Regions from separate parts of the Homo sapiens genome. Here region 2 is linked to region 1. Evidence: chromatin contacts called from ENCODE POLR2A ChIA-PET data. All regions are on one chromosome and are shown on one strand. Each heading gives the region's core, a stretch centred on a gene start or an enhancer-like site at or near the end of the contact. The rest is flanking DNA. Distances are from core to core; before and after follow the strand shown. Region 1 holds the start of NDUFB10 (NADH:ubiquinone oxidoreductase subunit B10). Region 2 overlaps PIEZO1 (piezo type mechanosensitive ion channel component 1 (Er blood group)).

Region 1 (2,548 bases), core at 49-2,548:
CTGGAGCAGGGGGCGGCGCTCGTCGGGGAGGTTCGGGCCGCACAGGAGCCCACGGAGTGGGGGAGGCTCAGGCATGGCGGGCTGTAGGTCCCGAGCCCTGCCCCGCGGGGAGGCAGCTAAGGCCTGGCGAGAGAAATCGAGCGCAGCGCCGGTGGGCCGGCCTGCTGGGGGACCCAGCACACCCTCCGCAGCCGCTGGCCCGGGTGCTAAGCCCCTCATTGCCCAGGGCCGGCAGGGCCGGCCAGGCTCTCCGAGTGCGGGGCCCGCCGAGCCCACACCCACCTGGAATTCGCGCTGGCCCGCAAAGCACCGCGCGCAGCCCCGGTTCCCGCCTGCGCCTCTCCCTCCACACCTCCCCGCAAGCTGAGGGAGCCCGCTCTGGCCTTGGCCAGCCCAGAAAGGGGCTCCTCAAGTGCCGCCAAAGTGGGAGCCCAGGCAGAGGAGGCGCCGAGAGCGAGCGAGGGCTCTGAGGACTGCCAGCACGCTGTCACCTCTCACTGTTTGTCTGTAGGGTTGATGGTTCTGTGTCGCTGGCCTCAACCTCAGGACAGGACATGACCAGTGTCCCCCCTGGATAGCAGCCAGGGGCCGTGCCAGGTGTGGAGACTGAAGATGTGGCCAGCAGGACCCTGCTCAGTGGAGCTGCCTAGAAGCACCAGAGTGCCCCAGGGCCAGGATGGAACCATCAAAGCCGGCCAGAGGGCCCTGTGCCCAGGGTAGGTGCCTTCTCCCTATGAGCCGCCTAAGGGCAAGCCCTGCCTCCTGGTCTGCTCCCTGCCCTCCCCCAGACAGGCTCCCAAGTTAACTGGCACCAGCCAGTCCATGAGGGGCCCTTGTAGAGAGCGGGGCCCAGAGAAGTCTGTAGGGACTAGGCAATCCAGGAAAGCTTCCTGGAGGAGTAGGGTGTTTGGAATCGCGTGCTATTTGTTCACTTTGTCGTGTGCGCTCTAACGGCCTGTGTTCTCCATCACAGTTTATCTTATTCCCTGCTGCACTCAGCACAGTGCCTGGCGCGCAGTGGGAACCGAATGACCCCCTCCTATTCCTTATGTCAGTTGCCTTTTGTCTGTTTCTTTCATCGTAAGCAGGAATCTGTCCGGTTCGCGGCTGCTTCCCAGGCGCCCAGACCAGCGACCAGCACCGCGTAGGCGCTCGGCACAGACCGAGAACGGAGGCCCCACGCGGGGGCGCCCTGCGGCGAGGCGGGTCCCGGCCGCGCCCGGCGGAGCCGGGGAACTACAAGTCCCATGGTGCATCGCGGCGCCAGCGCGCAGACGCAGCCGCCCTCGGCGTCCTCTGTAGCGGGCGACCTAGGCCGCGGGACCCGGACGGAGGTAGAGGCCAGGGCAGCGCGTCCGGGAGCGGAGTCCGCGCCCGCCGCCGCCATGCCGGACAGCTGGGACAAGGATGTGTACCCTGAGCCCCCGCGCCGCACGCCGGTGCAGCCCAATCCCATCGTCTACATGATGAAAGCGTTCGACCTCATCGTGGACCGACCCGTGACCCTCGTGAGAGGTACGAAGCCCCAGCCCGGGGCTCCCTCGCCGGCCTCTGGGGACCCCTGGATCCCACACCCTGCCTGGATCCTCCAATGCCTCCGGGGTCCCGTCTGCCTGAGACCGCCCCCCGCTGCACCCCGGGGACAACTCCCCACCCCCGGAGACCTCCGAGCTCCGTCGCCTCCTTTGGCCTCCCACTGCACCCCGGACCTCACCTCCCAGGATCCCTTACTCTCCCCTGCACCCCGGGATGCCCCGCTTCTTCCCAGGACTCTTCCCTCCCTGCCGCACCCAGCGCCCACTGCCCCAGGACCCCGCACTGCTCTCCGCCCCCCGCCGCCCCGGGCACCCCTCCACTGCACCGCTGGCCTCAGGCCTCTCTCAAATGTCTCTCTGCCGGATGACCAAGTGTCGGGGTGATGGCCGAGATGCCCAAATTCAGCATCTCTGGAACGAACCGGGAAAATGCCCAGTTCAGTTTTTGTTGTTTTTTTTTTTCCTGAGACAGTCTCACTCTGTTGCCCAGGCTGGAGTGCAGTGGCGCGATCTCGGCTCACTGCAACCTCTGCCCCACCCCGGGTTCAAGCGATTCTCCTGCCTCAGCCTCCCCAGTACTAGGATTACAGGCGCACCACCACCACGCCCAGCTAATTTTTATATTTTTAGTAGACACGGGGTTTCACCATGTTGGCCAGGCTGGTCTCGAACTCCTGACCTCAGGTGATCCTCCCACCTTGGCCCCCAGGTGCTGGGATTACAGGCCTGAGCCACCGTGTCCAGCCTGGTTCAGTTCTTTTTGAACACTTGGGGTGCATAGCATGCTCTGGTGGTTCTTCCGTAAGAGGGTGAAGTCTCCAAATCAAACCCCCAAAGATCTGGAAACCGTGCAACAGCGGACCCAGCTCCCTCTCTTTTGTAGCAGTTGTAGAGCATGTCTGTCCTATGTGTCTGGATGTTCGAGCTCTCCTTTTAGCTCGTTCATTTCCCAGTGAGGAAGCTGAGGCCGTAAGGTGGTAAGTTCTGCTTGCTGGAGGCTCCCTGTTGGAGCC
Region 2 (2,700 bases), core at 29-2,528, about 87 Mb after region 1:
TGTCACCCCCTTGCAAATGTGCAAGCTCCTGAGGCCGCAGGCTGGGGTGGGCCATGGCAGGGCCAGCCTCCCCTCCAAACACCCACGGGACACGTGAGTGGAGGCACATGGCTTCCAGCTGGCCCCAGGGGTGCCTGGAAGACTGTGTCAGCCTCTGGAATGTGAGGCGGCCTGTCTGTCCACCCAGAAGCTTCTGGCACTCCAGGGAGCTCGAGCTCGCTGTGCTCTGGAAGCAGCAATTACTCCTCCATCTGTCACCAGCGGCTCCAGCCAGCCCTCAGGTCCACGTGCCTCCTTCCTCCTGGGTCTCATTGATTCAGGCTGAGCCTCCCCCTCTGGCCCCCCAGTAACTCCCGGCGTCACGCCCAGGCCCTCGCTCAGGGGATCTGAGTAGAGGGGAGGCCTGAGTCAGGACAGCCCTCCAAGAGTGGGCAGCCAACGAGGGACCCCCTGAATAAAAACCGCAGAGGAGGTCTGCCCACCTGGCGTGGGGGCCAGGGAGGAGGTGGGCAGGGGGAGGGGCCTTGCCCGAGACCAGAGGTGGCTGGGGGCCGAGGGTCGGCAGGAAGCCAGGCGACCGATGGGCGCAGCACAGACTGCCTCCACGTGGCCCTGCACAGCCTGGCCTCACTAGGGGAAGGGTGAAGACAGCAGCTGGCGCTTCCCCTCAAAAAAACCCTGGGGGCTCAAGGCCACCCCTGAGGTCTCCAGGCTCCTAGGAACAGGGCCTGACAGGGAAAAGGCTGACAGGCAGGTCGGGGGACTGGACAGCAGCTGCCTATTGGGTGACAGGCAGGTCGGGGGAGTGGACAGCAGCTGCCTACTGGGTGACAGGCAGGTCGGGGGAGTGGACAGCAGCTGCCTACTGGGTGACAGGCAGGTCGGCGGAGTGGACAGCAGCTGCCTACTGGGGGTGAGGGCTCCGGCCACCCTGCACCCAGTGTCCTCCTGGGTGGTCTTAGGAAGAGGGTCACTCGACCCCAGCCCTCCAGTGCAGGGCCCCACCGGAGCTTGCTCTGGGCACTTCTGGCCCTGCCAAAAGTCCCCTCAGGTGCCACCATCCCTGACCACCAACACCTCCCTGCAGGTCCCCCGAGTCCCTTCAGCACCGCAAGCCTCCTCCCCGCCACTGCTGACCTTCAGAGATTGGGGCCCCTCCAGGCCTCCCTCTCCCCTGGCTTGGAAGTTCTGTGCCCGGCGATAAGGTCTGGGATGCAGCTCCCAACACAGCAGGAACCGGTCACCAGGCAGGGCTGGGTGGGCGTGGCCTGAGCTTCTAAGCGCATGACTGTCACCTCCTCCTGGCCTCTGCCTGGGCCCCCTTCCCACCCACAGGATGGCGACGCCCAGTGACTCCCTGACCAGGCTGTAATAATATAAACTAGAGGTCCAGCCTGGTGATACATGCCTGTAATCCCAGCTACTCAGGAGGCTGAGGCATGAGAATCGCTTGAACCCGGGAGGCGGAGTTTGCGATGAGTCGAGATTGTGCCACTGCACACCAGCTTGGGCGACAGAGCGAGACTCTGTCTCGATAAGTAAATAAATAAAAATAACAATATAAACTGGAGAAAGACACCCGTGGGTGCTGAAGGGGAAAACAGGACCCAGCTGTGATAGCCAGGACAGCTCAGGGTCAAGGAGACTCACTCCTGGGCTCCAGAGTCCCCAGCAGCAGCCTGGGCACCTCTGTATACCACGTGGAGGAGAAACGGGTGGGCATCGCTGGCCCAGCTGCAGGTCTGAGTGGGGGTCCCAGGAAGCCTGAAAAGGAAGCCGGCAATCCCGCGCTGGACCCATGAAGAAGGGCCGACCAGACAAGGATGGGGCCCAAGGGCAAAGAGACCGCTTGTCTTATGCCACAGTGGCTGGGGAGAGCACTCTTAGGGTACATGGGGTTCCCTGCAGGATTCCGCAAAAACAGGGCACCCCGGAGCCGGCTGCGCAGGAGCGAACGGTGCCCACATGGTCTAAGATACCTCAGCACAGCCTCCTGGGCGCTGAAACCACCCAGGCATTCAGAGATGGTAATACCAGGCCTGGGAATTAACCCCAGAGGAACCAGTCAAAGGAAGGAAAAACAGGCGCAAAGATAGTGGCTATGTAACGACAGGGCGGTGCTGGGAGGCAGGCTCACTTTGCAGGGACCCAAAGGCACCCACTCCATCCAGCAGACACCCAGGGAGGCCCCGGCCCAGACAGTGAAGACGACAGAGTTCCCGGCCGTACCCGTGACACCCAGGACGTAACGGAGTGAGGGGACCAGGGACTCCGGAGCATGGCAGAGGGGCCGTCCCTGACCCTGACAGGACGCAGGCCCTGGGGAGAGGCCTGGCTCCTGGAAGGTGAGCAGGATTGCCTGGCACAGGCTGGAGCAGGAGGCAGAGGCGCCCACACAGGACACAGAGGATGCCGGGGCAGACCTAGCGGCCAGTAGCCAGGCAGAACAAGGCCCAACACAGGCTGAATGCCATGGCCACCCACACAGGGAGAGGACGTTCAGTGGCAGGTAGAGCCCCTGAGCAGAACCCCCAAGAGTGTCCGGGCTTCATCTGAATGAAATGCCTGCTCTTAAAAACACATGGCGGGGGCCCGGCGCAGTGGCTCACGCCTGTAATCCCAGCACTTTGGGAGGCCAAGGCAGGCGGATCACCTAAGGTCAGGAGTTTGAGACCAGCCTGGCCAAAATGGTGAAACTCC

What was found. ChIA-PET counts read pairs that join two places held with the same protein, here RNA polymerase II (POLR2A).
Region 2: POLR2A ChIA-PET joins it to region 1 with 14 read pairs in AG04449. The contact joins the enhancer-like site here to the promoter of NDUFB10 in region 1. POLR2A ChIA-PET finds 5 or more read pairs at or near these places in 2 of 52 experiments (AG04449 and activated CD4-positive, alpha-beta T cell).

Annotation. Positions count from the first base shown.
Region 1 is chr16:1,958,240-1,960,787 of GRCh38, forward strand. It overlaps NDUFB10 (NADH:ubiquinone oxidoreductase subunit B10), which reads left to right and starts at 1,299. Exons shown (of 4, transcript NM_004548.3): 1 at 1,299-1,515. The coding sequence starts at 1,386. RefSeq lists an enhancer at 1-356 and silencers at 1,079-1,388, 1,819-1,928.
Region 2 is chr16:88,772,858-88,775,557 of GRCh38, forward strand. All of the region lies in intron 1 of PIEZO1 (piezo type mechanosensitive ion channel component 1 (Er blood group)), which reads right to left. Among named protein-coding and RNA genes, the nearest start is that of PIEZO1, 11 kb to the right of the region's middle. Within about 2 kb of position 1,279, at least 18 of the 41 ENCODE cell types and tissues checked have a DNase peak (open chromatin) inside an H3K27ac peak, as active enhancers do.